Regions from separate parts of the Homo sapiens genome. Here regions 2, 3, 4 and 5 are each linked to region 1. Evidence: chromatin loops called from intact Hi-C (ENCODE). Cell type or tissue: mammary epithelial cell. All regions are shown on one strand. Each heading gives the region's core, and the rest is flanking DNA. Links, peaks and the distances in the headings are about the cores only.

Region 1 (5,820 bases), core at 602-5,601:
TCATCTTTTCTTTGTGGTGAGAACATTCAAAATCCTCTCTTCCAGCTATTTTGAAATACACAAGGCAGTACTGTTAACCCTTGTCACCTTACTGTGCAGTAGTACAGCAGAGCTTATTCCTCCCACTGTCACTTCGTGCTCACTGACCAGCCTTTCCCTGTCCACCGCTGGCCCCTCCCCAGCCTCTGGTAACCACTGTTCTACTTGCTGCTTCTATGATCTCCCCTTCTCTAGGTTCCAAATATGGGTGAGATCTTGTGACATTTGTCTTTCTGTGCCTAGCTTATTTCACTTAACGTAATGCCTGCAGGCTCATTCATGTTGCCACAAATGACAGCATTTCATTCTTTTTAATGGCTGAATAGTATTCCGTTGTGCATATGTACCACATTTCCTTTACTCATTCATTGGTAGCTAGACACTTTGGTGGTTTCCGTTGTGTGTTCTTGGCACCTTTGTCAAAAATCAGTTGGCTGTAAGTATATCGATTTATTTCTGTGTTCTCTATTCTGTTCCATTGGTCTATGTGTCTTTTTATGCCAGTACCATGCTGTTTTGTTTACTGTAGCTCTGTCGTATATTTTGAAATTGTGTAGTGTGATGCCTCTGGCTTTGCTCAAGATTGCTTTGGCTATTTGGCATCTTTTTTGGTTCCATATACATTTTAGGATTGTTTTGCTCATTTTTGTTGTTGTTGTTTTGTTTGTTGGTTTTGTTTTGTTTTGAGACAGGGTCTCCCTCTGTTGCCCAGGCTGGAGTGCGGTGGTGCAGTTACAGCTCAAGTGATCCTCCTGCCTCAGCCTCCCAAGTAGCTGGGACTACAGGCGTATCCCATCATGCCAGGCTAGTTTTTGTATTTTTTGTAGAGATGAGGTTTTGCCATGTTTCCCAAGCTGGTCTGAAACTCCTGAGCTCAAGCAATCCATCTGCCTTAGCCTCCCAAAGTGCTGGGATTATAGGTATTAGCCACTGCGCCCGGCCTAGGATTGATTTTTTTTTCTATTCCTGTGAAGAATGTCATTTGTATTTTGATGGGGATTGCGATGAATTTGTAGATCACTTTGGGTGGTATGCTGCTTTTGATATCTCCCTAAGATACCTTCCTATGTGCCTTTAGACAAGAGCAGTGAGTACAGGAGCCCCTTTTTAGCTGGCACTGGGTCTCCAGAACCTTTATGGGAGAGTGAGGATGACTGGGTCCTTTTTCCTGGCTGGGTGTCTATGGATCCTCATCTCAGAGGGCTCACAGAGGGCTCTGGAGTCCTAATTGTCTATTGCTCTGGGTTTTGCATTTTGTAGTGCAGAGCATGGGGAAGCCTGGTTCTTTAGTCTGAGTGGGGAGAGTCCTAGCACCAGTGTCTCTGTTTTGGTTTGTTTTGCTCTGTTTGGGCAACCCAGAGATCAAGGAGCAGCAGAGTCCTCTTAGTGCCTTGCCTTATGGGAGGTGCTGGCCCCCGAGTGAGAGGGATAGATTAGAGGCCTGGAGCCACCTCTGATGGAGAAGCTCCTGAGGCACAGTGCCCGGCACATGCTTCAGCCTGCCCTGGCCTCCCGTCTCTATCAGCGATGTGTATGAACACATGGCCCACGTGGACCCTAAGGGGCGAGCATAGTGAGACGAAATTTAACAGGGAGAAACGTAGAGTCTCATGTTGCCATTGAAAGTATGTTTTCTTTGCCTTTTTGCAAGGGCTGAGGACAGGTTTCAGCCACGGCTGTCTGTGGCCTTCCGTGTGTGATGGGGGTGCAGTGTCCAGGTCTAGGAAGGCAGGGGTCCTGGCCTCCTTATGCAAGTCAAGACTGTCCCCGGGATGCAGCAAGATGAATTATTACATCCAGAGAAGAGTGTCTGGTGGGCAGGGGTCAGAAGAATGGGAGGAAATGTGGAAGAGCAGCTAGGAGGAAGGGGATGCCACCTTCAGATGTTGGCGGGCTGCCATGGGAAGGGGTCAGGTGGGGGCTGGCACTAGGCCTGTGGGTAGAAGTAACTGTGGGCGACTTTGGCTCAGCACAGAACACGTTCTAACATCTGGGGCTGCGTAACCATGGAGTCTGCACCAGCCAGTGGCTAACAGTCTCAGTGCAAAGTCTGGGGGCCCGGAGGTGTTGCTGCAGGAGGCGGCAGGCGGTATGGCCTCTTGCAGCCTTGCAGAGCCGAGGGTCTCAAGTGCTCTGAGTGTTTCCTCCTCTTCCTCTTCTCTGCCGGTCACCGAGTCTGGTTTTCTTTCTCTGAACCCCCCAGACCTTCCGATCTCTGTTCCCGGTCTAGCTCGCCCCTCACTGTGTCTAAGGGAGCTTCTTAATCTAGAGCAGTTGTGCCTGCCGGTGGCGAGGCGGTACACCCACGCACACCATGGCAGATACCTCCCTTCAGGAGTGTTTTTTAATGAAATTACTATTGACAATAAATAGCCCCAACATCCCTTTGAGAAAATGGCTCACACATAGGCACACCATGTTCTCAGTCTTGGTCCCATATTTGGCATGTTTCTGGATCTGTGGCTCCCCAGGCTGAGGCGCGGGGTCCAGAGAGTCCTGGCATCACCTGAGACTGTCCACACGGCTTTCTCTCATGCGTCCCCCTTTCTCCAGGATATGAACCCGAGGACTGAGCCAGTCATCCCAAAGCTCTGACCTCTGAGGCTTATTAACTGTCTTAAAAGCTCACTCTCACCATCAAGCCCAAGTTCTTGGTCATTCTGGGCATTCAGAGCCTAGCCCACGCTAGCCTTTTGATGTTGTCACCTCCACTCCAGAGCCTCAGCCTCCTGCAGGGGACTGGCCAGCCGTTGCATGGACTGTGGCCCTGCAGGGTCCTTCGTGCAAACCTGCCTGTCCACTGCTGTCCTGGTTAATTCCATTCATTCCCGGCCGAGAGCCCACATCCACCCTCCTCCTCCATTTCTTATGCCACTGACATACGTGTAGGGAGGTGGTGCCATGGGGAACAGGCACTGACTGTCTCTGCTCTCATGATGTAGGCTGGGGATGGGGACCTGCAGGTGCTGAGTACCTTGGCTTTTCTAGGATCGTTTAGTTGTCAGGAGCTCCACTAGATGGCGCCCGGCGCTAGCAGGCGCGGCGACTGTTTCCACATCCTGGGGCCACGGTGAGGACAGTCAGGATGGACTGCATCCCTTGGCAGTGCTTCCAACCAGTACAGCCTTAATCATTCTTTGTCCCAATGCTTATCAAATGTAAGAAAGCAAGAATTTAGAGCGTTCTGCCTCATGGCTGCAGCTGTGCAATGTAAAAGGAAATGCAAACCTCAGCTTCGATCTGGCAACTTGGACTCATCAATCTCAGCCACAAAATCTGACCATTCAGGTTTAAGAGGCCTGGAAATGAATCACAATTTTATTTTTCATTAATCTGGCTTCTGGCCAATCTCAACCTTAGTTTCACTATGTAGGGGTAGCCCAGCTAGCCAGTTAATACAAGGGCACTGCTTTGGGTTTTGTTCCGTTGCTGGAGTACATGGGAAATACAGTGGGAGAGAGGAGGTGAAAGGGAGGAAGGCTAGAGTATGAATGCTTTCACGGCTGAGACCGCGTGTCTGCTGAGAAAAGGAATAGAGTTATTGAAGTGAGGGGTTGTGACGTTTGTGGGGCTATGAAAACATAGCTGCATCTAAAAAACAGAAAAATTGCCATCAGGCAAACAGACACATTGGTAATTGTTGCAAAAAAGATCCATTGATTGATAGATGCAAAGATTTGTGAGTGAAACTGAGGAGAAACAGGATTTGCATAGCTGCAAGGCATCCTCCTTCAATTAACTACAAAGGGAAAGGTGGTAACTTCGCTGTGGAAACAGCTGGCAGAAGCCTCCTCACCAGGCACTCCACAGCAGCCTCAGCAGCAGCAGGACCTGTCAGCCTCAGCCCCACCCCCATATGCCACTCCAGGTCTCATGCAGCGTCACTGTGTAGGGTTCCTGCCAAAAATGCATCACCTCAATCGAATCACTCTGAAACTGCCAACAAACCCAAATCGAGGGACATTTGCTAAAATAGCTCAGTCCTCTCTAAGAGTGCTACGGTCATGAGGGACAAGGAACGATGGAGGAACTGTCAGAGGTCGCAGAAGACCAAGACAGAGCAACTCATTGCAGCAAGAGATCCTGGATTGGGGCCCCCACGGAAAAGAGGAACGTTGGTGGAAAGACTGTTGAAATTCAAGTGAAGGAGGTCTTTCATTTAGTTAACAGAATTGTGCCAATGTCAGTTTCCATGGAAGAGCAGGGCTGCTTTCATTTGGAAAAATATGAGTGTAAAAAAATAGCTTGAAAGTCAACTATTTCATGGAATCAGTCATGTATGTGATTAAAATGGCTACATTGGTCAAAGATTCTTGCTATAGATACTAAGCTGACTTCTAAGACATTCACACTGTATGTTTGAAGAGAGGCTCAGATGCTATAATTTTTCTTGAATGACAGCATTTTCTTCCGTTCTTTTTTATTTACATCATAACAGATCTGAGGACATTACTAACAATGATCATAATAGCTGTGAGGAAATGCGGACCTCAGCCTTGATACGGCTGTTTGGACTCATCAATTTCAGCCACAAAATCTGATTATTTAGGTTTAGGGGGCCTGGAAATAGAACACTGTTTTTCATTAATCTGGCTTCTGTATAATGTCAACCTTATTTTTACTAAATAGGGGTAGCCCAGTTAGGCAATTAATAAAAGGGCACTGAATGATCATGATAGATCACTCAGGACTCTTTATTGAGCCCTCAGTATTTGCTAGATTCTTTACATACATCATCTCAAGTTAGTCTGCACAATGGCCTTTGGAATGGATACCTTTATTTCCATTGTACAGATGAAGAAACTGAGCAAGAAGTAACCTGCTCTCCAGGCATAAGTAGCAGAGCCTTCCCCAGCTGCAGTCTGCATGCTTTCCTACCTGCTCGTGCCTCCTGAGGAGCCAGCATTCCACACTGAGACACGCCATGCTTGCTAGTGCTCTGGCCGAAGGCACATGGCAAGTTATCAGTGGATTTTGTTACAAGTCAGGCTCCCTGGTCCCGTAGCAATGAATCTCAATGCAGCCTTTTGCCTGAAGGTACAAGTTCATGGTCTATACCATCGTCTTGTGAAAACTGACCTGGGAGGTCAACTCCCATGTAAATATCTGCTGTCCGTGGTTGAAACGGGGCACAGGCTACAGGCTTAGCAAGAAGATCTCCTTAAACCAGTGGTCCCTACAATTAGAGGCTTGCTACAGCTAAATGTTTTTTCTTCTTTTTTTTTTTTTAAACTGTGGACGTGTTCTAATTTCTACAGCTTTTCTTAGGACTTGTTTGTTAAAGTGACCAAGTAAATAAAAATGTAAACTGTTAGAGAATCTGTGCTCCATTTTCACCTGGCACAGGCGTATAAAAGCTGTGCACACTTCCCTAGGTTTTAAGACAATTTGCTTTTCAATAAACCATCCCTTTCTGAACCCGTGTTGGGAATAAATGTTCCAGAGGTTGCTGCACACCTGCCAGCTGTGTAGCCTGCTGGCTTGCCCCTAGGTTTTTCGAGGTTCTGGGGCTGACAGCAGAGGTGGGATCCAGGAGGGAACCGGAGCTTCTCAGGGACCATCTTTAGTGAAATGTGAGAGTCTAAGCGAAGTCCCTCTCTGGGCCGGGCCTGAGACAGCAAGGTCCATGCAGGAGGCACCAGACATACCTTAGTGTCCTTCAGGGCCCAGCCAGCCTTGCAAATAATTAAACCACATGTATGTGCATGAGGCTCCTTGTCACAGGCAATTAAGGAAGGATTGCTTACAAATCTATTTTTTGGGGGACTGGTAATGACTCCG
Region 2 (5,820 bases), core at 599-5,598, 210 kb after region 1:
ACATAACATAGGATCAGATTGATTCTAAGCTACCTTCCAGCTCAAGCATTCTAAAATTCCAGTCATAAGGAATTTCCCAACAACAACAAAGTAGAAGAGCGTAACCACAAAAAGTACATTTCAAAAATCAGTAGCCAAGGAAAGAAGCATTAGATTCTGGAGCGGGGCCCGAGTCCCAGCCCAGCACAGCAGGGTCTTCAGCAGTCTGCTCCCCATCTCCAGAAGCCCTACTGGTGACCCTCCAAACCCTGAGGGCCAAGCTCAGAGGAGAGCTTTCTTTCACTCCTCTTCTGACCAAGGAGCTGGGGAATCCCCTGTGAGGACTAAGTAGTTGCATCAGGGAAGAGATCTGAACCCTCCAGTTTCCCCATGGGAATGGGGTCTGCCCTTGGGCAAGACAGAGCTGGTCCTAGTACTGGACACTTAACAAAATTTCCTTTCATGAAAGAAAGTCCAGATAGACCAACAAATATATCAAATCAGAGTGACTGAATTCTTTCCTTTTATCTTTGCAATCCCCTAAGCCAACAGAAAGGGAAACAGTCTTCAGACTGCTCATAGAGAAAAACAGCTTGGCCTCGAAGGAGTCATGTCAAATTACTCTAACTCAGAGCAGACAGAATGTCTGGGGAGAGCTACCCAAGCATATGTTAGATGCAAAGAATGGCTGAGCAATTATGCAAACATATAGCCAAGGAAAGGGAAGAAGGAAGGAAGGGACAGAGGGAGGAAAGGAGGGAGCGAGGAAGGGAGTGGGGAGGAGGAAAAGGGAGACTGTAGACCTAAGGAAACAGGTGGTGAGCAATGAATCTATTGAAATATACAACATATGTTACACGCCAATAAGAATTATAGCTCTCAAACGGAATGTGATCAGTCACATAAACCTGGTCAATGTGAAAATGTCTGTTTTCGTTCCCTAGGGCTGCCATAACAAAGCACCGCAGACTAGCTAGTTTTAAAGCAACAGAAATTTATTGTCTCACAGCTCTGGAGGCTGGAAGGCAGATCAAGGTGTCGGCTGAGTTGGTTCCTTCTGGAGGCTCCAAGGAAGAATCTGTTCCAGGTCTCTCTCCCAGCTTCCAGCAGTTGCTGGCAATGCTTGGCATTCCTTGGCTTGTAGCTGCATCACTCCAACATCCCTTTGTCTTCATGTGGCTTTCTTTCCTCTGTGTATCTGTGTTCAAACTTTGCTCTTATGAGAACATCAGTCACTAATTTAGGTCTCACCTCAATCCAGCCTGACCTCATCTTAACTCAAGGACTTCTGCAAAGACCCTATTTTCCAAATAAGACCACATTCACAGGTCTCGGGACTAGAATTTGAGAAAACCTTTTTGGGGGATTCAGTCCAACCAACTCTAACATAACTTACTAAAATTGAGACGAAGAGGAGGGGAAATGAAAGCCACATGAGAATGCCAGTATCCTCTTCTTTCTTTGGAAAGAGACAATTGCTTTGTTCTAAAATTGAGATGCATATTGTATGTGTATGTGCATGCATGCATATATAAAATCCCAACCTGTTCATGTTATCTGCAATCTCTTTCCTTACCCTTAGAGAAATAATATCCTTTGTGGTAAAGAAACATTCACTTAAGGCTCAACAGCTTCGGTTTATTTTTGGTCTTTTACAAAATAAATAAAATTTAAATGTAATGATTTTTATTCTTTTAGAGGCTATAGTGACTATTTAAGCAGTTGCTCAACGAAGCAATTACAACATTCACTTTCTTTCTGAAAACCACCAAAATCATCAGAAAGCATATGATCATGTCAGTCTTAGTGAGTTTGAAAGCTCCAGCAATTGGCCTGGCACACAGTTTCTGTTTAATAAATGCTTGCTAAACTGGACTATTTTCTTGCTAATTACACAGAGCAGACATGTCCAGACCCCTTCAGAATCTCGCACCTGTTGAGTTAAACATCCTAGGACTGCATTTTTTCATTTCTCTTTTGCACCAAACAGTCTAACTCTGGGAGATTAATTCCAGACATAGCTGAGGAGGAGAGGGCACACTTGTCCTCAGATGAGCTGATCCTGTACTGAAGGGGAAAATGAATTCCTTCTTTCTGTCTGGAATGTATTTAAAGCCCTCTGCTTTAAAGCCGTATACTCTGGCAAAATAGTAATTTTGTCCTTAGACAACGGGATCTGCTGGTGAAAATCTGAGGAGAGCATCTGCCAGCTCCCTGGGCTCAGCTCCTTTCCCTGCAAAGGACACAGTGGTTGCTGATGAACGCAGCCTGGCTCAGAAAGGAATGAGTGCTGCTGCTGACAGCTGTGTGCGGGTGTGCTGAAGGGTCCATAGCCCATCAGCTTTGCACCTCCCCATCCTCCCTGCTCCTCCCATGCCCGATCACCTCCAGCGTATTGGAGGGCAGCAGCAGTGACTCAGGGTTTAGTGAAAAAACAACGTGCACACCTGAAGACTGGCCTTAGCTCTTACTATCAGGCTCTTGGCAGGGAAAATCAGGGCCATATGCCTCTTGCCTCTTTCTCTGCCTCTGTCTGGTGTGCAAGCCTCTCTCTCTTCCCCATCCTTCTCTCTCATTTGCGCCCCAGGGCATTCAACATTCTCCATAACAGGCCCAGGGCCTGCCAGGCCGCGTTTGCCGCTCCCGTGCTGACTCATCCACAGAGCCCATCCCAGGCCAAACGTTCCCTCTGGCTGGAAATGCAGCTTGGTGTATCCTTGGCTCTTGTTCATTTTTGCCGTGGTCAGTTTCCTATTTCCTCTTCCCCAGGTGGCGTGTGGGTCCTGTGCTGTGCCCTGCCACCCTGCGAGTTATGGAGAGAAATTCACATAGGCTTGGGGTCCTGCAGGACCACCTTTGGGAGGGGCACAGAACAGCGCTGTCCTTTGGAAGTGTCAAGAAGCAGCTGCTCGGGGGCCAGGTCTAGAGCCAGGCTACACACTAAAGACAGCTGCAGCCCCAGGCTGGCACTGCCCGGGTCCAGGTTTGGCTTAATTGCCTTATTCTGTAACCTAACTAGAAGAACTAGGTGGGTGAAAAACAATAAATGCTCATTTAAATTCTGTCCTAGCTGTCCAAGACAGAGGTTTAGAGCTGCTTAGACCTCAGAGATCACTGTGTTCAATTTCTCTCTCTAAAGAGGAGACAGGGATGCCCGAGATGGGCTATGGCTCCCCAAGGTCACCTGGGAGAGCAGAGTTCCAGGGTTCTGGTCAAGAGCTACCTCCTTGCCTCCTGGAAGTGCAACCTGTGTGCTACCATGTGAATTCTGGACACCGTCAAGTGCTTTGCTCCAAAAGGCTGTGTCAGGGTCCACTGACAGCCATACCAGAAGAGGAACTTGTTTAGGAAGGGAAAAAACACTTCCATGTGGCAGCGATGGAGGATTACACCAAGGCAGGTGCTCTGGGTAAGCCAGGGAAAGACAGCAAGATAGACCTGGACGGAGCTTCATAACGGACAATTCCCTGGGGATTACAGGGATTAGCTCTCATAATGCCTTTCTATGACAGCTCAGTGGCAGAGGACAGAAAAAAAAAATAACAGCTTCATACAGGGAGATTTTGAAAAGGTAATGAGCAATGTGGCATTGTGAAACACTGGGTTGCAAAAGCAACGTGACTTCTCCTAAAAGCATGTATTTTGACCTCAAGGAAATCTCTGCAGACACACTTGCTCCCTCAGCATCCATGAATTCCACTCCGCTGGCCTGCAGTGAACCACTGCAGAGAGGTGGTTGAGAGAGCGGAAGGAGATGATGGAGAGTGGGGGAGATGATGGGGAGTGGGGGAGATGTTGGGGAGCGGGGGAGGTGATGGAGAGTGGGGCTGATGATGGGGAGTGGGGGAGATGACGGGGAGCCGGGGAGATGATGGGGAGGGGGGAGATGATGGAGAGTGGGGAGATGATGGGGAGTGGGGAGATGATGAAGAGCGGGGGAGATGATGGGGAGGGGGGGAGATGTTGGGGAGCAGGGGAGGTGATGGAGAGTGGGGCTGATGATGGGGAGTGGGGGAGATGTTGGGGAGCGGGGGAGATGATGGGGAGCGGGGGAGATGATGGAGAGTGGGGGAGATGATGGGGAGTGGGGAGATGATGGAGAGTGGGGGAGATGATGGAGAGTGGGGGAGATGATGGAGAGTGGGGGAGATGATGGGGAGTGGGGGAGATGACGGGGAGCCAGGGAGATGACGGGGAGCCGGGGAGATGATGGGGAGGGGGGAGATGATGGAGAGTGGGGAGATGATGGGGAGTGGGGAGATGACGAAGAGTGGGGGAGATGATGGGGAGTGGGGAGATGAGAGCAGGGGAGATGATGGGGAGCAGGGGAGATGATGGGGAGTGGGGGAGATGATGGGGAGCGGGAAGATGATGGAGAGTGGGGGAGATGATGGGGAGTGGGGGAGATGACGGGGAGCCAAGGAGATGATGGGGAGCCGGGGAGATGATGGGGAGGGGGGAGATGATGGAGAGTGGGTAGATGATGGGGAGTGGGGAGATGATGAAGAGTTGGGGAGATGATGGGGAGTGGGGAGATGAGAGCGGGGGAGATGATGGGGAGCGGGGGAGATGATGGGGAGCAGAGGAGATGATGGAGAGTGGGGGAGATGATAGGGAGCAGGGAAGATGATAGGGAGCGGGGGAGATGATGGAGACTGGGGGGAGACGATGGGGAGCGGGGGAGATCATGGGGAGCAGGGAAGATGATAGGGAGTCCGAGGCACTGACTTTAAAGCTGGGAAATCACAGGACTGTGACCTCAAAGCTGAGTCACCTTAGTGGCAGTCTGCTCATTTATGCAGCCTGTGTCCCAATCTCCACTGTCAAACCTTGAACAGACCAGGAGAGAGAGCTCCCCTCCTCTGGGATCCGCCCTTCCATCTGACAGAGCTCTAATTGATCAAACATCTATACAGGTCAGAGCAGACTCCCTGTGCCTTCTCAGCATTGTTTAATCCTGCCATAATTCTCAGCAGTCTGAATATTACAACTTGGTAACAAATTCTAGACACTATGCACAGGTGCACACGTGTGTGTGTGTGTGTGTGTGGTGAGGGGGAACTTCCACATTATTTAGATTTATAATCTTGCTAATTACAGACAATTACCAAGGAAGCCAATGATTTATTCAGTTAGAAGTTAGCAGTGACAAATTCTATACATCATATATTTGTTTCATAAGTCTATTTGAATTTATAAATCCTGAATTTCACACTAGGAAAACAAGCTTAGTCAGCTTTCAGATGCTAACATTGCAAATATTAAAAGTAAAAGTCTGGCACAGTGGCTCACACCTGTAATCCCAGCACTTTGGGAAACCAAGGTGGGAGGACCACTTGAGGTCAGGAGTTGCAGACTAGCTGGGGTAATATAGTGAGACCCATCTCTACTAAAAATTTAAAAATTATCTGGGTATGATTTCACACACCTGGAGTCCTAGCTACTCAGGAGGCTGAGGCAGGAGGATCACTTGAGCCTAGAAGGTCGAGGTTGCAGTGAGCTATGATAGCACCATTGCACTCCAGCTCGGACAACAGAGCAAGACCCTATCTTAAAATAACTAAGTGGGCCGGGCACAGTAGCTCACACCTGTAATCCCAGAGCTTTGGGAGGCCAAAATGGGAGGATCATGAGGTCGGGAGATCGAGACCATCCTGGCCCACATGGTAAAACCCCATCTCTACTAAAAATACAAAAATTAGCTGGGCGTGCGTGATGTGTGCGCCTGTAGTCCCAGCTACTTGGGAGGCTGAGGCAGGAGAATCGCTTGTACCCGGAAGGTGGAGGTTGCATTAAGCCGAGATTGTGCCACTGCACTCCAGCCTGGCGACAGAGCAAGAC
Region 3 (5,820 bases), core at 251-5,250, 330 kb after region 1:
GATCTTTAAGCATCAGCACTATGCTATATATGTAAAAAAAAAAAAAAAAAATTTGACTGAGCCAAATGGCTCCACAGAGTGAGTTGTCAAAGTGTGGAATGAAGAGAATGGAGATTGCCGATGTCAACTAGAAATGGCTTCAGCTACCTTGTGGGCTTCTGGGGAGCAAACATTTGCTCTGCATTTGGGTGAAGGGAAAGTTTCGCATGAATACGTGCTCGGTCGTCTCTTTGTCTCCACCCGGTTTCCCCATCTTCAGATACGTGGGCCTTCCCAGTAGCAGCAAGTTCTCAGGGCAAAAAGCCCTTCTCCTGGTGGGACCAACTCCACTCACAAGGCTATTTCCACCAAGGAAATGAGTCAGAGTTTACCGAAGGCCTTTGACAAACTTTTTTTTTTTTTAAATTTTTTGAGACAGTCTCGCACTGTCGCCTGGGCTGGTGTGCAGTGGTGCCATCTCAGCTCGCTACAACCTCCGCCCCCCAGGTTCAAGTGATTCTCCTGCCTCACCCTCCCAAGTAGCTAGGATTACAGGCACCCACCACCACATCCAACTAATTTTTTTGTATTTTTAGTAGAGACAGGGTTTCACTATGTTGGCCAGGCTGGTCTCGATCTCCTGACCTCGTGATCCGCCCGCCTCGGCCTCCCAAAGTGCCAGGATTACAGGCATGAGCCACCGCACCTGGCCGACAAATCTTTTTTTTTTTTTAAGCTTCAAAGGAATTTTGATTTTACTGAGGTTCAGATGGGCACAACAGGGAAATCGGAGCAGATTGAGGTCTCTCCATTGGTCATTTTCTTCACTGGAAACACATTACTAACCCTGCGGGCAAACTGCGAAAAGCAAAGGAGTAAATTTCTAAGCAAAAAGTAACAGGGCATTTGCTCTGTACCCCACTGTCTTCCCTTATCCCACCTCTGAGCAGTCAGAGCTTCTGGGCTCACTGCAGGGTAAGTAAGAATAGAAGCATCTGGTGAGGCAGTTCCAACCCCTGGGAAGGCGAGAATGCTGTGGTGGCCAGTTAGGCAGGGCCACTGGTCATGGGTCAGAGCCTGGAGGGGTGAGCCATCCAGCAGGGAGCCACAACATGCCACTGAAGACTGATTTTTCTCAAAATTGTGCCAGTCCTTCAAATAAAAATTTACTCAGGCCTTTCTCTCTATCTCTACCTATATGTTCGCCAAAACCTGGACTTTTCTTTCTATAGACATTTCTCTGGAAAAAATGCAAATGTCTCTAGGGCATGTAAGGATATATCATCTCACCTGCATATTAAAAATGGAAATGTGAGGACAGAGAAAGAATAAGCGGCCAGTGGCATCACTGAGACCCATCTGCCCAGTCTTCTGTCCAGAAGTCTGTGCAAGAAAACATGTAGCTATTGCCTAAATGTACAGATAGGCTTTCCAGTGCATATATCTTTTGGTGTTTTGAATTTGGTGAAGGTAGATCTATGTCCAAATCAGAGGAAAATAGTAGCAAATACTCGGAGATATCTGGGCATTTTAAAATTAGAGTATTTGGATGCTTTTCCACACAGGGGAGGCTGTTCTTAAACTGTGCGTCAAAACCTTACGGACTAGGTTTTTTCCAGACTGGAATTTCAGTAGTGTGTCTGTGCTTCATTTGAAACAAAGCTGTTCACTACTCTAAAAGGGGAACTGAAAAGATCTGAAAATCAGGAGATCTGAGCTGGATTGCAGACTCCACAGTTGACTGACGGTGACCGTGACAGATTGTGAGATCTCTCTGAGCTTGTGTCTCCCTCTCTATAAAGTAAGGGATGAGATTTAAACCAAGTTTTGTGTAGCTGTGCGATCGCTTCCTGGGATAACTCGTGGAGAAAATGAATGGAAAACAAAACAAATGGAAAACTATTGAGCTTCAACGTAACTTCCAGTTTTAGAATTCTATGGCTTTTGAATTCTTAGCCATTAGCCTCCTTCAGTGTTGAAGATTTCTTGGGGTGGGAGTGGGGGCAGTGAAACCAGGGGTGCTTCCTCTTACCCCCCTAGATGTGCCAGTCTCAAGTCCACACTAGTACCTAGTGTTGTTGGACTTCCATCCTTCCTCGCTGTGTGGCTGCTGCGCCAGTGCCGATCTATAAAGTGAGCTGGGAAGAGATGCTGTGATAGGGTAAGATTAATGGTTAACAGCTTCCCTTTCCCCAGGGTTCCAGACCCTGCCCTCATGTCAACAACCTTGCCCTTGCTGGCCCCTGCTGGAAATCCTTTCCTGCTTGCTCCATTCGCCTCTCTTACCACATGTTTGCTGGCTGGAATCCTATTACACTCCCTGGGAGTTTTTTTTTTTTCCACACCTGGACAGACAGGATGGGACCTGAAGCTAAAAGCTGAGTCGACCAGAAAAAATTGTTCAGGAGTGTAAGAGAGCAATACTGGGCTGACTTTGTTTTGTTTTATGTTCTTAAAAGCAAATTAAAAGAGGAAATAAATCAGTCACCTTGAAAACAAGTAAAAAAAAAAAAAGCAAAACATTAGGCTTCTTGAAAACATCCAAATGTATCTAGTGGGAAGCAAAATCATTACTGGTTTGCCAAGACTTGCTGTTATTGAAAAGACAGACTCTTGGCTGAGAGCACAGAGAGAAATATAACTCAAATGGTGCAGAGCCATGAAAGTTTGTTGTCAACAACTGTTTCTCAAATCAGCGCATCCTGCCAGATAGGCTCTGCTACAAAGAGTTTAAGTTTTAGTTTTTCATGACCTGCCCGGAAGCACAATTTTCTCCTTTGCTCATTTGCTCCATGAACATGTGAGGACCTGTCGGGTGCCAGGGGATGGACAGTTGGTTCCTTGATTACATACTAAACCCTTGCCATTGTTGAGTGTTGAGGACATAGAGGCAAGTACGTGCTCCTGCCCTCTAGCGCACTCAGAGTTTAGTGAGTGAAGAGGCAGAGACACACCCTGCTGGGACAGTGAGCACCAGAGGAGACTCCTGAGCTGTGAGTTCTGTGGGGTCAGGGAGAATAGGTGTTTGCTATTTGCAGTGGGTGCTTAGATCCTAGAAGAGCCTAGTGTACTCTGGGTAGTATAGGTGATTGGGGTTGGCTGGAGCCTAGTGCACTCTGGGTAGTGTGGATGATTGGAGTGGGCTGCAGCCTAGTGCACTCTGTGTAGTGTGGATGATTGGGGTTGGCTGGGGCCTAGTGCACTCTGGGTAGTGTGGGTGATTAGGGCTTAGCTAGAGCCTAGTGCACTCTGGGTAGTGTTGGTGATTGGGGTCGGAATCTAAATTATGAATAACAAAGCCAAGGAAGGAGGATGGAACAACACACACAGACCTATCCTCCATGACCTTAAGGTAGTGGCAGGCCACTGAAGGATCTCAATTGAGAAAGATAAGCCTTAGATGCATGTTTTGGAGAAATGTCTCAGGCTGCAGTGTGAGCAGGCCAAAGAGGAAAAGAAGGCCAAGCTAGGAGCTGGGAGGCTGCTGTGGTAGTGAGGCGAGGAAGAAGAGCCCGAATGAGGGCCATGGCCATGGGGCAGGAGAGACACTGAGGATGCAGAATCACAGCCTCAATGACTGAGGAATGGGGAGAAGGGTGAAGGAGGGCCAGGGGACTTGCCTGGATACCTGGAGAGGGGATTTTTCTCTGAATGGTGATAAAAGGGATTCAGCCCAAGCATTCTACTCTGATTCCAAATCCTGTAGAGTCTGAAGCTACCGACCACTCCCTTCCTCCCATGAGTCTGACAGGGGAAGATGATGACCTCTGTTTCAGACCTGGTAAGCTGATGGAGACTTAGGGCATCTGAGAGGATTGATTTGCCAGGAGATTTGTTATTCAGAAGTTCAGGAGCAAGGCCCCCGTGTCCTCAGGATGAAGGTAGCAACTAAAGGTTACCAGAGCTGAGCTCACCCAGGGGCTCTGTAGCTGAGCAACAAATGGGTGGAGGTAGAAGAACCAGTGGAGAGAGACAGGGAGGAACCGACTGTGTGGTCAGTGGAGAGTCAGACCAGGCTGGTTACCAGGGAGCCAAGGAAGGGGCTGACAGCAGAGTCAAGTGATGCAGGACATTGAAAAATGTCCTTTGGGCATAGCAAAGATTGCCCAGTAGGTCAGAGGTAAGTGTGGCAAAGCAACTTTAATTCCATGTAGTGATTAATGTAATGTGAATTATTTCGAGCATAGGTTTTAATTTATGTATGCCTCAGAGAAGCACTGTCTTGTCCTATGCCAAGTATTTTAGAAAGAAAGTTATATTTTTTTTTTACTGTGGCAAAATATACATTACATACAGTTTACCATTTCAGCCTTTTTTGTTTTGTGTTTTGTTTTTTGTTTTTGTTTTTGTTTTGAGATGGAATCTCACTCTGTTGCCCAGGCTAGAGTGCAGCGGCACAATCTCGGCTCACTACAACCTCCATCTCCCAGGTTCAAGCGATTCTCCCGCCTCAGCCTCCCAAGTGACTGGGACTACAGGCGCCACCACGCCCGGCTAATTTTTGTATTTTTAGTAGAGACGGGGTTTTGCCATGTTGGCCAGGCTGGTCTCAAACTCCTTACCTCAAGTGATCCACCCACCTCGGCCTCCCGAAGTGCTGGGATTACAGGCATGAGCCACCATGCCTGTCCCATTGCAGCCATTTTTAAGTGTGCACAATTTAGTGATATATTTCCATTGTTGTGCAAGACAATGTTTTTTAGAGTGTTAGATGTTCATTATTATTGAGCAGAAAAAAATGGAATTGGAAGGCAAGTCGGTAATGCCTATTTTTGCTTAAAGTCACCTGAAACATGATATTCCCGTGACTCAATAACTGGATATTCAGTTACATTTAGTACAATTGAGTTGAGTTAGAGATGCAGTTTTGTTCTGATGTTCCAGTGTCCATACTGAAAGGCAGTGTGTGAAGACTTGCCATATCCCCACCCTCTTTCTCATCAACACACACCCAAGTGCACACACGTGCGTGTGATCACACGGAAACAGTTGAGAAGATGCTTGGGTGGAATCCAGGCTTGGATTGGAAGCCAAGCCCCCCACTTGCCAGTTGTGACCTTTAACAAGGTAGCTGACTACTCAAAGTCAGTTTCCTCACCTAGGAAAGATTGGGCAGGTGGCTGACCAGATGAACGTGATTGTCATCTGTAAAACCATGAAGTTCCAGGGAAGTGTTGGTGGACATTTGCATGTTTGTGACGTGATGGCCACCATCCTACTGCAAGCACCAGAGCTGCCCTGAGATACCATCCTACTGCAAGCACCATTACTGCCCTGAAATAATCGGCCCTTTCCTCTTCCACGAGGCCCACTCATGTGAGGGAATCTCTGGGCTCGCAGCAAGCTTGGGAACTTTGGACTGTGGCTGTCTGGTAGCTTAGAATAGCAGAATAACTGGTGGGTGGGGGCAAGAATCTGCTTCATAATTGTTTTTCCAGTGGTCAGCTTAATAAATTACCTCTCTTATAGCATCCATTCAGAGCTTTTAAAATTCATTTTAAAATGCAATCATGGGCGGGGCGCGGTGGCTCATGCCTGTAATCCCAGCACTTTGGGAGGCCGAGGCGGGTGGATCACTTGAGGTCAGGAGTTCGAGACCAGCCTGACCAACATGGTGAAACCCCATCTCTATTAAATGCAAAAAATTAGCCAGGCATGGTGGTGCATGCCTGTAATCCCAGCTACTTGGAAGGCTGAGGCAGGAGAATCGCTTGAACCTGGGAGGCGGAGGTTGCAGTGAGCTGAGATTGTGCCATTGCACTCCAGCCTGGGCAACAAGAGCAAAACTCCGTCTCAAAAAAATAAATGCAATCATATATTGCATTTTGAAAGTCTTAACCA
Region 4 (5,820 bases), core at 357-5,356, 320 kb after region 1:
CATTTGACTCCCTGCTTGAGCCTTGCTTAAAAGGAAATAAACCCATTTAAAGGGAACTCCAGACCTCTCGGCTATGGGCCCTGTTTCATGGCTGCAGGGGAAGTGGATCAAGTCATACAATATGCTTCCTAAGGCTGCAGTCAGCATTTAGTAACATTTAAGTAGTACACTTCTTTCTTCAAAAAGTTACATTTTTGACACCAAGTTTTGTCTGGGGATGTTCACTGGGTATTGGTATAGAATCTGCTAGCTCAGGTGGGTGGGAGGGCCGATGGCCAGTGGCCCCAGGGATGCGCTCACTTCTTCGCTGTGTTTGTTACTGCAGCAGCCCTCTGCCCCCTTCCCCAGCCTGCCCTGGGAAGCTGGCCAGTATGGGCTTCCACAGAGGACCCCTTGCCCGCCAGCTCCTGGCCGAGTGTGGCCAGTGGGGAGCACCAGCTGTAGATCCTCAGGGGAGAAGAGAGTGAGGTCAGGCACTTGTATGCCCAGCTTGCTCTCTGCCAGGTTGGAGGGGCCAGCCACCTCCTGTCCATGACCTCCACACAGCACCTCTTTCTCTCTGGGGCCAGGACCATCCTTCCCCTACTCCCTGCTGTCGAGAGCCGCAAGGTCAAACACCGTCTGTTGTGGGTTCCCTCTCAGCTTGTTTACTCTTCTGTAAATAATCCCTTTATTACCATCTCCTCCAGTCACTTCATTTGAGTGGGACCTCTGTTTCCTGTTGAGACCCTGTGTCGGTTCTCTATGGCTGCTGTTACAAATTGCTACCTGCTTGGTGGCTTCCAAAGCCCACATGAATGATCTTCCAGCTCTGCAGTTCACAAGTCCAACAAAGGTCTCACTGGTCTAAAGTCGGGGTGTCAGCAGGGCTGCATGCCTTTTTGCAAGACCCAGGAGATAATCTGCTCCCCTGCTTTTTCTAGCTTCTAAAGGCCACCTGCATTCCATGGCTCATGGCCCCATCCTCCGTCTTCAGAGCCAGCAATGTCAAGTCAAGTCCTTCTCACACCACTACCTCTCTGGTTCCCTGGAGCCAGGGGAGGTTTTCCTTGTCATTAGATTGGACCTACCTGGAAAGTCACCTCATCTCAGGGTCCTTAAGCTTAATCTCATCTTCAGAATTCCTTTTGCCATGAAAGGTAAAATACTCACAGGTTCTGAGGATTAGGACATGGACAGATTTGAGGACCATTGTTCTGCCCACCACAGATCCTAAGTGATAAAGTCCTCTGCATTACGGACAAGGACTGTGGCTTTATCAGTCCTCTCTGAGAGGGTTCTGCCCTGGGAGCCAGTTTCTAGGAGAACCATCCATGCTTGTAACTAACATGTATTGAACGCTTGCTGAAGCATTTGTTCATATCCACTCCTGTCGATAACATTATGAAGCAGACATTAATTGGCCCTTACCAAAGGGAACTCCAGGCTCGTTTGAACAAGCCTGGTCTTACTCAAGGTCACATAGTTCAGAAGTGGTGATCCTGGATTCAGAACCAACACACTCTGACTTCAAAGACAGTGTTTGCCCTGTAGACCTTGATAAGTTTTACTTGTTGATTTTAGCCACCATTTTTCGGGAGGCAGCACGCTTAAAAAAATCGAACATCTTTTCTAAAATATCAGAACAGAGCAAACCATGTTTGGTAGGCATCAGGGACGTGGAAACGCAGGAAGGAATGAGCACTACAACATTGCATTATTTCCTCTGCGCCAGGCGTTGCATCTGTGCCCATCATCCCCCCTAGTGAAGGATCTCAACACTCCACAATGTGGGATGCTTATCCCCATTTCACAGACCAGGAAAGTCAAGGGTAATGCAAAATGTTAGAGTTAGTTCATTTTTCTTCATTTTAGGAGAATGACTAAAGCTGTATTTTAAATTTATTTTTGTCAATGAGTTAGATTTGGACAAAATCAGCTACACAGTCTTTGCTGGTAAGGGCTTCCTGATCCCAGCACTGGACAAGGGAAAGTAATGGCTAAAATCTCCAGGTGAGATTATTGACTTACATTGAGCTCCTAGCCTTGGCCTTGTTTCACTAAACCAAAGTGACTGATGGGAATGGTTAGAACTAAAAGTTCTGAGTGTAATTTCATCCTGTTGTTCCTTTCCCTGTATTTTCTTAAAATTCCATCTATCTCTATAGGGTAAGGCCATGCCTTAATTTTTTTTTTTGAAGTTTTATTGACATATAATTTGCATCCCATAAAACCCACCCATTTTAAGTGCACAATGGAATGAGTTTTAGTATATTTGCAGAGTTGTACAGCCATCACCACACTCTGAATTTAAAACATTCCCATCCCCTCAAAGGATGATGGAAACATCACCCCCCAGTCCTGGACAACCACAAATCTACTTTCTGTTTCTGTATATTTGTCTTTTCTGGGCATTTTACTTGCATGTAGATGTCTTGTAATTAACACGTCTAGGACAGTTCGAGCCCCTCAGCTACCCTTTGTGGTACTGGGGACAGGAGGTCTGGATTTTTCCCCCTTTTTTCTCCTGGCAAATAGCATCCACTCTGCCCCCATTTCTCTGAGTTATCCTTTAGACCAAGCCAATCGTGTTTGATGGAGAGTTATTGTTGCCATTTTATTTCTAATCGGTTAATCAAGGAAAGATGGAAAGTTAGCATGGGGCCACAGGAACTGGTGACTTCCCCATTCTTGTGGACCACCCTCTACTGTCCTCCCAGGCACTCTAGAAGCACATCGCCCCCTAGTGGTCACTGATCTGAAACTGGCCAGCTCCAGAACCCACGAATTGAGGGTATCTGTGGCCGTTTCCAGAGAATCATCACAGCCTGGGCTCCCTGCCTCTCAGTCCAGCCGAGGGGCTGCACTGTCAGCTCACTATCAGGTCACTGGGCATTTAAAGTTCACGCTGTCTTACCTTAGTGTGTGATCCCTTAAAAATTACTTCTCGTCGTGTAGCTGAAACAAATTGACAGATGGCTTGGCCCTGGCTCGGATAGGCTGTGTGTAGGATCAGGTATCTGACTTAGTTAACAACCTGGGGAGAGGAAACAAAGCCGCTTTGCTTGGTGACCATGTTGACTTTTGATCCAATCCCAAAGGTCAACGATTTCTCAAGACTTTTTATGCTGGGTGTATCAAGGTTCCTGTTTGGAGAATTATTAATTTTGTTCCCCTTGCCTTGAATTATATCACTATACACTCAGAAATAGACTCAGCAACAGGAATTGGGCTCAAGTCTGAATTCTCTTACTCTGTAATTGGTTGATCTCTGCTCCCTTATCTCGAGAATTAGGGGGTTGGGCTAAATCTCCCTTTTTACCCATAGTAGCCTAGGATCTAGTGAAGTGGGTATAGATGGCACAGGACTTTTTACCCAGTACTCATTCAACATATATTGAGTGCCTGCTGGACACCGGGTTTCAGCATCTAGCGTCATTGTCTTGTTTCACAATGATTCCTAACTTTTTCCCTCTCCATATGCAGGGTCGGCCGGCGGCCTGTGCTGCTGTTTTCCATCATCTTCATTCTGATCTTTGGACTGACTGTGGCACTGTCAGTGAATGTGACAATGTTCAGCACACTCAGGTTCTTTGAAGGATTTTGCCTGGCTGGAATCATTCTCACCTTGTATGCTTTACGTAAGTAGGAGCCTTCACGACTAGTCTTGAAAGAATTTAGCAAAAGTATTGTTGCCTGGGAGGTTCTGGGAAAGATACTGTGCATGCTGCTCGTGTGGGCTGGCAGTTTTGTGGAAACACAAACATTAAAGGCCTCAAGTGTTGTGAAAGAGGCTTTTCAGGTGATGCCGTGAAACATTTCACTCAATCCTGATCTCCAGCTCGGGCTCAGTGCACATCAAAGGACACGGGAGGTTGCGTAACTGCTTGGAGGAGTGGCGATCGGTTCTTTCCTGATATGGAGAGGCTTTCGGTTTTCTTCAGAATTGTCTGCATTGACATCCTGTGTGCTTCTATCTGGTGCATAATTGGGTATCCACACAGAATCCAAACTTTCCACATTCTCATGTCCACAGTTGTGTCCTTAAGTGGTCTGGAACTGAGACCTAAGCATTGGTACTGGAAAAGTAAATGACAGCATTAGCTAGTATTTGGTCTTTTTAGGAGGGTGAGACATTTCTTTCATTGATCTATCTTGTCTGTTGGCTGTATTAACTCTGCTGAATATAGTTAGGTTTCACTTATTTGTAGGTGGTGTTTGCTAGAACACAACCACACACCCATAAGGAGAAGAAGAGTTTTAGGCGTGGTTATTTTACTTATTTACTGGCTTTATACTTTTTAGTCACTTTGTGGAAAGATCTGTTGGGAATACTGTAAGATTTACCATGTATTTTGTCTTTTTCTCTTTCTTTGACCACACGCACAGGAGTCAGGTATAGATTAAGTAGCAATTTCCAGTGTGACAACATAAGAATAGTTCTAATTCTCTTAAATTTGCATATTAAAGACTTCTTTTAGATAGCTAAAATTTTTGTTCCACTAGAAATATAATCCATTCAGGACATAGTTTTATTGTCACAGGAAGGAGCAGACACAGAAAAAGGCTACCGGTATATTCTTCTAGATCCGTAGTTGGCCGTTTTGTCATCAATGTTTAACTGAATTGTAGTTTCTTAGAAATCACCTTTTCCAGTTTACTTGCATTTGTCTTAGAACCCTTGTCTCTTGGGAAGTTCTTTAGGAAGATATGCATGACAAGATGAGTGGGCCTGGGTGATGGTGTTTGGGGAACTTGTTTCTTTGAATAAATAATGCGAGTATTGGGCTTGAACCTCCCCAGGCAAAATGCCTGTGCCGTTGTCTATGGCCCTGACCCCTGACAGTCTGTGCAGAGGAACAGGTCTAAGCACTTTTCTGGAGAAGCCTCCTGGTCCTGCCCTCAGGCAATCCCTTGGCCCACATGTGTGCAAGTGCGCCGGGACCCTTGCTCTGGGCAGCCGTCCTTGTCAGGCTTCCATTCTCACAGGGGGAGGGCAGTCCAGTCCTCTCACGTGGATGGTCATAAAAGGGGACAGCTCTGCACTAGGACAAAATGGAATAGCTGTGCTTCAGGAGCTCTGCAGAGAATATAACCTCAGCCTCACCACCCCCAGGCAAGAGAGTGTTCATGGAAAATTACCTTACCGCAAAGATGGTGTATTGGTTTTATCTTGCATGCCAATTACTAATGACTGGCTGAAGCTGCCAGAGAATGGGGAGAAGACTTCTGAGGAGACTTTGGGGCTCAGCAGAAGAGAACACCTTGATCCATTAGCCATGTCTGCCAGTGTCAAGGAAGGAGGGTAGGGAAGGGCTACCTGTGTAACTGGCATTTGCCATCTGGAGAGACTATCCATGAATGAAGCCAGACCAGGAGTGAATTGTACCTGAACGGCATTGTTTCCACCTCACATATTCATAGAATTGTTTTACTGACTTGCACTGTGACATCATGCCATTGACCTCTGAAGCCAGTTGTTATATTTACTACAAAATATTATGTTGAAGATGTGTTTTCATTAGATTACATAGTGAGCTGTTTATAGCAGAAGGTTCTCTTCTACTTCAGAACCATTCAAAGAAAGTACTTACCCTAGGAGATTGCTTCCCTCCAGTCTCTTAGGCACAGAATCATATAACCCAGACACTGGCAAACTTTTTCCATGTGGGAAATTTTTCAGGCTTTGCAGGCCATATGGTCTGTCACAGTTACTCAACTCTGCCATTGTAGCCTGAAAGCAGCCATAAAGAATATGTAAATGAGCAGGTGTGGCTGTGTTCTAATAAAACTTTATTTACAGAAACAGATGGTGGGCCAAATTTGGCCAGTGGGCCATAA
Region 5 (5,820 bases), core at 352-5,351, 120 kb after region 1:
ACAACCGTAGATCCTGGGGATGACTCTCAGAGTCCCCCATCTGTCCAGCCTCGGGGACAACTGTGAGAAGATGTGGTCAAATAATGGTTTTCACCAGACCAAAGCCTGCACCAAGAAATACCGCAGTCTCAGCCCTTTCACATCCTCACCTTTCCCTTCTAAGCCATGGCCCTGCGAGGAGTTGGGCCTTCTGGAGGCTCTGAGGTTTTTCTTCTTCAATTACGCACAGTCTCATCTTCTGCTCTCCTCAAATTTCTCCTGCTGGTCTGGGTTCTTCTGTGATTTGGGGACTTGTTGCTGAAGACAGGCACTGCCATTGGCCTCACACCTACCTCCATCCCTCCAAATGAGCTTACGGCTTGGGAGAATTGATGCCGAAGGAAACTTTCTCTGAAATACTTTTCTCTGGACAATATGTCTGGAAAGGTTGGGTCTATTTAGAGAAGGAGCTCTTTCCTAAGCCAATGGAACCACCCAGGAGAGTCCTGTTTTAGTACAGGGCACTTGTCTTTTTCTTTCTTTCTTTTCTTTTCTTTTTTCTTTTTCTTTCTTTCCTTCCTCTCTTTTTTCTTGGTTTCTTTCTTTCCTTTCTTTCTTCCTTTCTTCCTTTCTTTCCTTTCTTCCCCTCCCCTTCCCTCCCCTCCCCTCCTTTCCTTCCTTCCTTCCTTCTTTCCTTCCTTTCCTTCCTCTCCTCCCCTCCCCTCCCCTTCCCTTTCTTCGAAATCTTTCTCTGTTGCCCAGGCTAAAGTGCAGTGGTGTGATCACGGCTCACTGTAGCCTCACCTCCTGAACTCAAGCATTCCTCCCTGGACTACAGGCATGTGCTTGTAGTATTAAAAATTTTGATATTTTAAAAATTTTTTATAGAGACAGAGTCTCCCTTTGCTGCCCAGGCTAATCTTGAACTCCTAGGCTCAACCAATCCTCCTGCCCTGGCCTCCCGAAGTGCTGGGCTTACAGGTGTGCACTATCACGCTCAGCTGACACTTGTTTTAGAAGTGGATTTTTCAGTATTAGCACTATTAACATTTGGGGCTGGATCCTTCTCTGCTGTGAGGCTGTCCTGTGCCCTGTAGAATGGTCAGCAAGATCCCTGGTCACTACCAGATGCCAGCAGCACTTCTCCCCCTGAGTTGTGACACCTCAAAAATGTCTCTGCACATTGACAAATTGTTCCTGGGGAGATGGGGTGGGAAAATTACCCCCAGTTGAGAACCACTATTTTAGATGTATTAATATTATACCTGTAGGTTAAAGTTTTTTATCCTAATGATAATAATTACACAAAAACTAATAATTAATGTTATAAAAGTAGCACAGAAAGTAGCTAGGCTCTAAAGGAAACTTGGAGATTCCAACTCCTACCGTCCCACCTGCAAAAGTTTTGGAACGTTGTTAAAATGCAAGGTGGTCCATATCACAGCCGTGGAACGCTGGCAAAAGCAATGCAGAAATCAGCCAGAGAAGCAAAAAGAGTCCTGAGGCTACAAGTCAGGAGATGAGGTCCTGGTCTTAGCCCTGGTCTGCGAGGAGTGTGACAATAGATAAGTCACGTTATTTTTTTATTTTTTATTTTTTAATTTTACTTTAAGTTCCGGGATTCATGTGCAGAACGTGCAGGTTTCTTACATAGGTATACATGTGCCATGGTGGTTTGCTGCACCCGTCAACCCATCATCTAGGTTTTAAGCCCCACATGCATTAGGTATTTGTCCTAATGCCCTCCCTCCCCTTGCCCCTCAACCCCTGACAGGCCCTGGTATGTGATGTTCCCCTCCCTGTGTCCATGTGTTCTCATTGTTCAACTCCCACTTATGAGTGAGAACATGTGGTGTTTGGTTTTCTGTTCTTGTGTTAGTTTGCTGAGAATGATGGCTTCCAGCTTCATCCATGTCCCTGGACATGAACTCATTCTTTTTTATAGCTGCATAGTATTCCATGGTGTATATGTGCTGCATTTTCTTTATCCAGTCTATCACTGATGGGCATTTGGGTTGGTTCCAAGTCTTTGCTATTGTAAGTATTACTGCAATAAACATACGTGTGCATGTGTCTTTAGAGTGGAAAGATTTATCATCCTTTGGGTATATACCCAGTAATGGGATTGCTGGGTCAAATGGTATTTCTGGTTCTAGATCCTTAAGGAATCGCCACACTGTCTTCCACATTGGTTGAACTAATTTACACTCCCACCAACAGTGTAAATGCATTCCTGCTTCTCCACAGCCTCGCCAGCATCTATTATTTCCTGGATAAGTCACTTTAAATTTGGCCCTTAACTTGTTCCTTCTTACAACGAAGTAATTGGACTAAAGATGTAGTGGTTTTCCATGTTTCTTCTGCTATGACCCATGTTGACATTGGAGACACTTCCACTGATACATCCCAGTGTAGACAGCCTTTGTCGTTTAATGTTCTGGTAGAAAATGCAATTTCTAATTTGTAGTCGAAGGTGGCCCTTTCTCATAACTGGGATCAGGACTCTGAATGTGTTCTGATATCCTGGGTGAGAACTTCTGAAATATATAATCCTCACTATTTCTTCTAGTGCTAAAATTCGAGAGTCAAAGAAGCTTCTTATTCTGCCCTGTTTGCCTGTCAACAAATACAATGAACAACATCCTTATTCCCCGATTTTCTGCCTCTGTTACTTACCAGCAGGCCACTCGCCCTCCAAACTGCCTCTTCATAAAATCTGCCATTACTGCTCATCGCTCTGGCCCAGCAGGTGATGAATTCAGTCCATGCCATTAAGCTTCCCTGTGGATGAGTCATCTATTTTTACAAGTTGCTGGTTGCGAGACTAGAGCATAACTTACGGGTTTGTAAATATTTTGGCATCTTCCTTTGTCAAAAGATACTGTGAGACCCAGTGATTCACAAGGTTGTCCTGACACTTTCCCCTCCTCCACCAGCATTTTGAAACATTGTTATCCGGTTTGGTACAAGTTCTTTCAGCTATCACTCCTGCAGGTGTTGGTTTGAAGTTACATAAAGAACAGATTTTCATCTTTCAATAAGTGGCTGGATAGGCTAAACTCAGGCTATAATTTATTACTCTTGGCTGCAATCCATCCATTTGTCTCTGTCCTTGGAGGGAGGTGTTTAATCTCCCTTTGGCTCAGCTTTGGAAGGGACTCACTGATTTGTTGAAAAGTTCATTAGACACCGATGGAGCCCCTGCTGTATGCCAAGAATTGCACTAGGTGCTGGGGATATAAAGATGAATATGACTTGCTCTCAAAGAATGCGTCCGTCTAATGAGGCTGTGGCTGTAACTCAACCATTGCCACACAGCATGGTGAGCAGTAGAAATGAAACAAGCTCACATTATGTGGGTGGTGCAAAAGAAAATGACCCATTTTTCCTAGTGAGATAGGAGGCTTTGTAGAGGAAATTTCACTTGAGCTGTGTCCTACAAGATGGGCAGCAGTTTTCCATGGGGAAAATAAGTGGGGAATAATAATAGGTAGAAAGGCATGGAGGCTTGAAACAGTATGGGGAGTTTAGGGAACTGCAGGCCTGCACCTTGTGGCATAGGTGTGTATGTGCAAGTGTGTAAATGTGTGCGCACACACGCACGTGGGTGCTGTGGGAGAACAGCTGAGGGATGAGGTGGCAGCAGATGAAAATGAGAGGCCGGGTGCAGTGGCTCACGCCTGTAATCCCAGCGCTTTGGGAGGCTGAGACGGGCAGATCATGAGGTCAGGAGTTCGAGACCAGCCTGGCCAACATGGCGAAACCCTATTTCTACAAAAAATACAAAAAAATCAGCTGGGCGTGGTGGTGCATGCCTGTAGTCCCCGCTACTCAGGAGGCTGAGGCAGGAGAATCGCTTGAACCCGGGAGGCAGAGGTTGCAGTGAGCCGAGATTGTGCCACTGCACTCCAGCCTGTGCAACCAAATGAGACTCAGTCTTAAAAAAAAAAAGTATAAAAAAATGAGATAGGCAGAGACCAGTCATGAAAAGACTTGCATGGTGCAATAAAGGGTTTGAATTTATTCACAATAGAGAACTTTTGAAGGATTTTAAGACAGGAATCAGCATTATGGGATTTGCCCTTTAGGAAAATATCCAAGGACCAGGGTTGGGGGCTGGACTCAAGAGGAACCTGGGAAGCATTTGGGAGGTGGGACATAGTGGACAATTTTCCTCAGTAAGGGAGGGGAGAGAGAGCTGGAAGGCTAGAATGGCGTCTAGGTATCAGCCCTGAGGACCTGGTGGATGAGGGTGCCCTTTGCCAAGAAGGAGAACACAGAGAAGGGAAGAGGTGTGGGGAAAAGATCATGACTTTTGTTGGGAATATGTTGAGTGTGAAGTGTCTGTATAGCACCAGGTGCAAAGGTCTAGTTCTCCATCTCTAATAAGAAGCCTCATCGTGGAAATGTGATTAAAATTAAAATCCACGTTGAAATCCTCAGACGAAAGGTGCCATGGAAGTGCAAAGAATCATTATTTAGTGTCTTATGGGCTGTCCTTATTGCCTAGAACACTCTCCTCGTCTTGATTCTAATTGCCTCTGATGCCTGTCTTATCATATTCTAGACATGAAAAAAACAAGTGTCTCGAATGTCAGCTGCGGGACGGGCTTGTGCAAGGAGGGCTCTGAAGCTCTGGGAGAGGCAGCTTGGACTCAGAGAGGTGGGGAAGGTTCTGTTCTCAGTCCTGTGAGTTTGAGCCTTAACCTCTTTCACTCAATCACTAGGTCAGTCTCTGCTCCTTGTTTTGGTTTGTTTTATCAGAACTTAACAACATTCAAGATTTCTTCTTTCCTGATCACCTGCTGCATGGCTGGTATTGGGGATTTAATGCTGAACAGACCGACATGATCCCTGTCCTCACAGAATAAATTGTCTAATAGAGGCAGGAGAATGGCGTGAACCCGGGAGGCAGAGCTTGCAGTGAGCCAAGATCGCGCCACTGCACTCCAGCCTGGGCGACAGAGTGAGACTCCATCTCCAAAAAAAAAAAAATTGTCTAATAGTAGGAAGAATTTTTTAAGGCATCTCATGATGAAGAGGGAGAATCAAGACTGAATCAAACTGTTCCCAAAGAGAACTGTTTTAACTTCAGGAAACAAATGGATGCTCTCTCTTTAAGACAGTGTTTGGAAAACCAGCTCTCCCACTCTGCAAGGCCTCCATGGTAGGGGGAGCAGGCGAAGGAGTTTCTCCTGTTGGGGCTGAGGCAAATATGAATCATCACTTGTATATAATCTTCTGTATCCTGGAGATTCAAAACCAGCGCCTCCATCTTCCCAGTGAAAGTGTTTACATGGCATTATTACCGTGATTATTTATGACTTGCTTTGCTGCCTCAAGGGATAAGGGCGAGTATGAGCTGGGAACTTGTTTCAGTCAAAAGGAAGTGGAATTAAATGATGTTAGAACCTGTACTTAATACCCACATGGAGCTATTCAGCTTAATCTGCCAGAACACCATGGGAGGAGGAGAATGTCTTCCCTCGTCATTGCACTGGGGGAAGCCAGAAGGAAATGCATCTGATGGGAGCAGGGAGCGCAGGTTTGCTGTTTCCCTGACTGCATTTGTGCTCTAAAGGAAGAGCTACTCATTAGAAAGAAGCAAGAACACAGCTATCCCTGTGGGTGTCATGCCCAGAACAATGCTTCCCTTTTTTCTCAGGTCCTAAATTTCCTTCCAAACCTTTGCTTCCTCCCTCTCTTCTGTTCTCACAATAGAGCACCTGCTATTTCACATATCGTGTTGGGTGCTGGAGATATACAGACAGAACCCACAAGCCCTGCCCCTGAAGGACAAACCACAGGTAACGGGAGTGCTGTTGCCCATCTCAGCAATTC

Evidence for each region. A loop is a pair of places that touch in the nucleus more often than their neighbours do. Peaks named below come from ENCODE experiments on the same cell type or tissue, not always from the same donor. Only the 100,000 strongest peaks of a DNase experiment are listed, where the experiment ranks them.
Region 2: it touches region 1 in a loop (9-fold over the local background); 9 of 110 quality-filtered maps call a loop at or near these places.
Region 3: it touches region 1 in a loop (6-fold over the local background); 52 of 110 quality-filtered maps call a loop at or near these places.
Region 4: a loop joins it to region 1, with 10 times the contacts of the local background. A loop is called at or near these places in 52 of 110 quality-filtered maps.
Region 5: a loop joins it to region 1, with 8 times the contacts of the local background. A loop is called at or near these places in 4 of 110 quality-filtered maps.

Annotation. Positions count from the first base shown.
Region 1 is chr6:3,729,964-3,735,783 of GRCh38, reverse strand. The region is part of intron 3 of PXDC1 (PX domain containing 1); the gene reads left to right. Among named protein-coding and RNA genes, the nearest start is that of PXDC1, 19 kb to the left of the region's middle. RefSeq lists a silencer at 3,135-3,429. In mammary epithelial cell, for the core only: a CTCF peak has its summit at 3,057 (motif pointing right); a DNase peak (open chromatin) is centred at 3,163.
Region 2 is chr6:3,515,256-3,521,075 of GRCh38, reverse strand. No RefSeq gene overlaps it. Among named protein-coding and RNA genes, the nearest start is that of SLC22A23, 61 kb to the right of the region's middle. In mammary epithelial cell, for the core only: no CTCF peak of the experiment used is centred there; DNase peaks (open chromatin) are centred at 2,595 and 3,565; H3K27ac peaks cover 1,906 bases.
Region 3 is chr6:3,399,850-3,405,669 of GRCh38, reverse strand. The region is part of intron 3 of SLC22A23 (solute carrier family 22 member 23); the gene reads left to right. Among named protein-coding and RNA genes, the nearest start is that of SLC22A23, 54 kb to the left of the region's middle. In mammary epithelial cell, for the core only: a CTCF peak has its summit at 2,889; DNase peaks (open chromatin) are centred at 2,319 and 2,819; H3K27ac peaks cover 1,651 bases.
Region 4 is chr6:3,407,988-3,413,807 of GRCh38, reverse strand. It overlaps SLC22A23 (solute carrier family 22 member 23), which reads left to right. Exons shown (of 10, transcript NM_015482.2): 3 at 3,466-3,620. It overlaps LOC105374890 (a long non-coding RNA gene), which reads right to left and starts at 3,108. Exons shown (of 3, transcript XR_926397.3): 1 at 2,897-3,108. RefSeq lists enhancers at 1-421, 3,005-3,149, silencers at 479-773, 3,821-4,041 and a cis regulatory region at 3,071-3,084. In mammary epithelial cell, for the core only: a CTCF peak has its summit at 2,718 (motif pointing left); no DNase peak of the experiment used is centred there.
Region 5 is chr6:3,609,879-3,615,698 of GRCh38, reverse strand. The region is part of intron 3 of LOC100507336 (a long non-coding RNA gene); the gene reads left to right. Among named protein-coding and RNA genes, the nearest start is that of PXDC1, 140 kb to the left of the region's middle. In mammary epithelial cell, for the core only: no CTCF peak of the experiment used is centred there; DNase peaks (open chromatin) are centred at 2,858, 3,248 and 5,258; H3K27ac peaks cover 1,006 bases.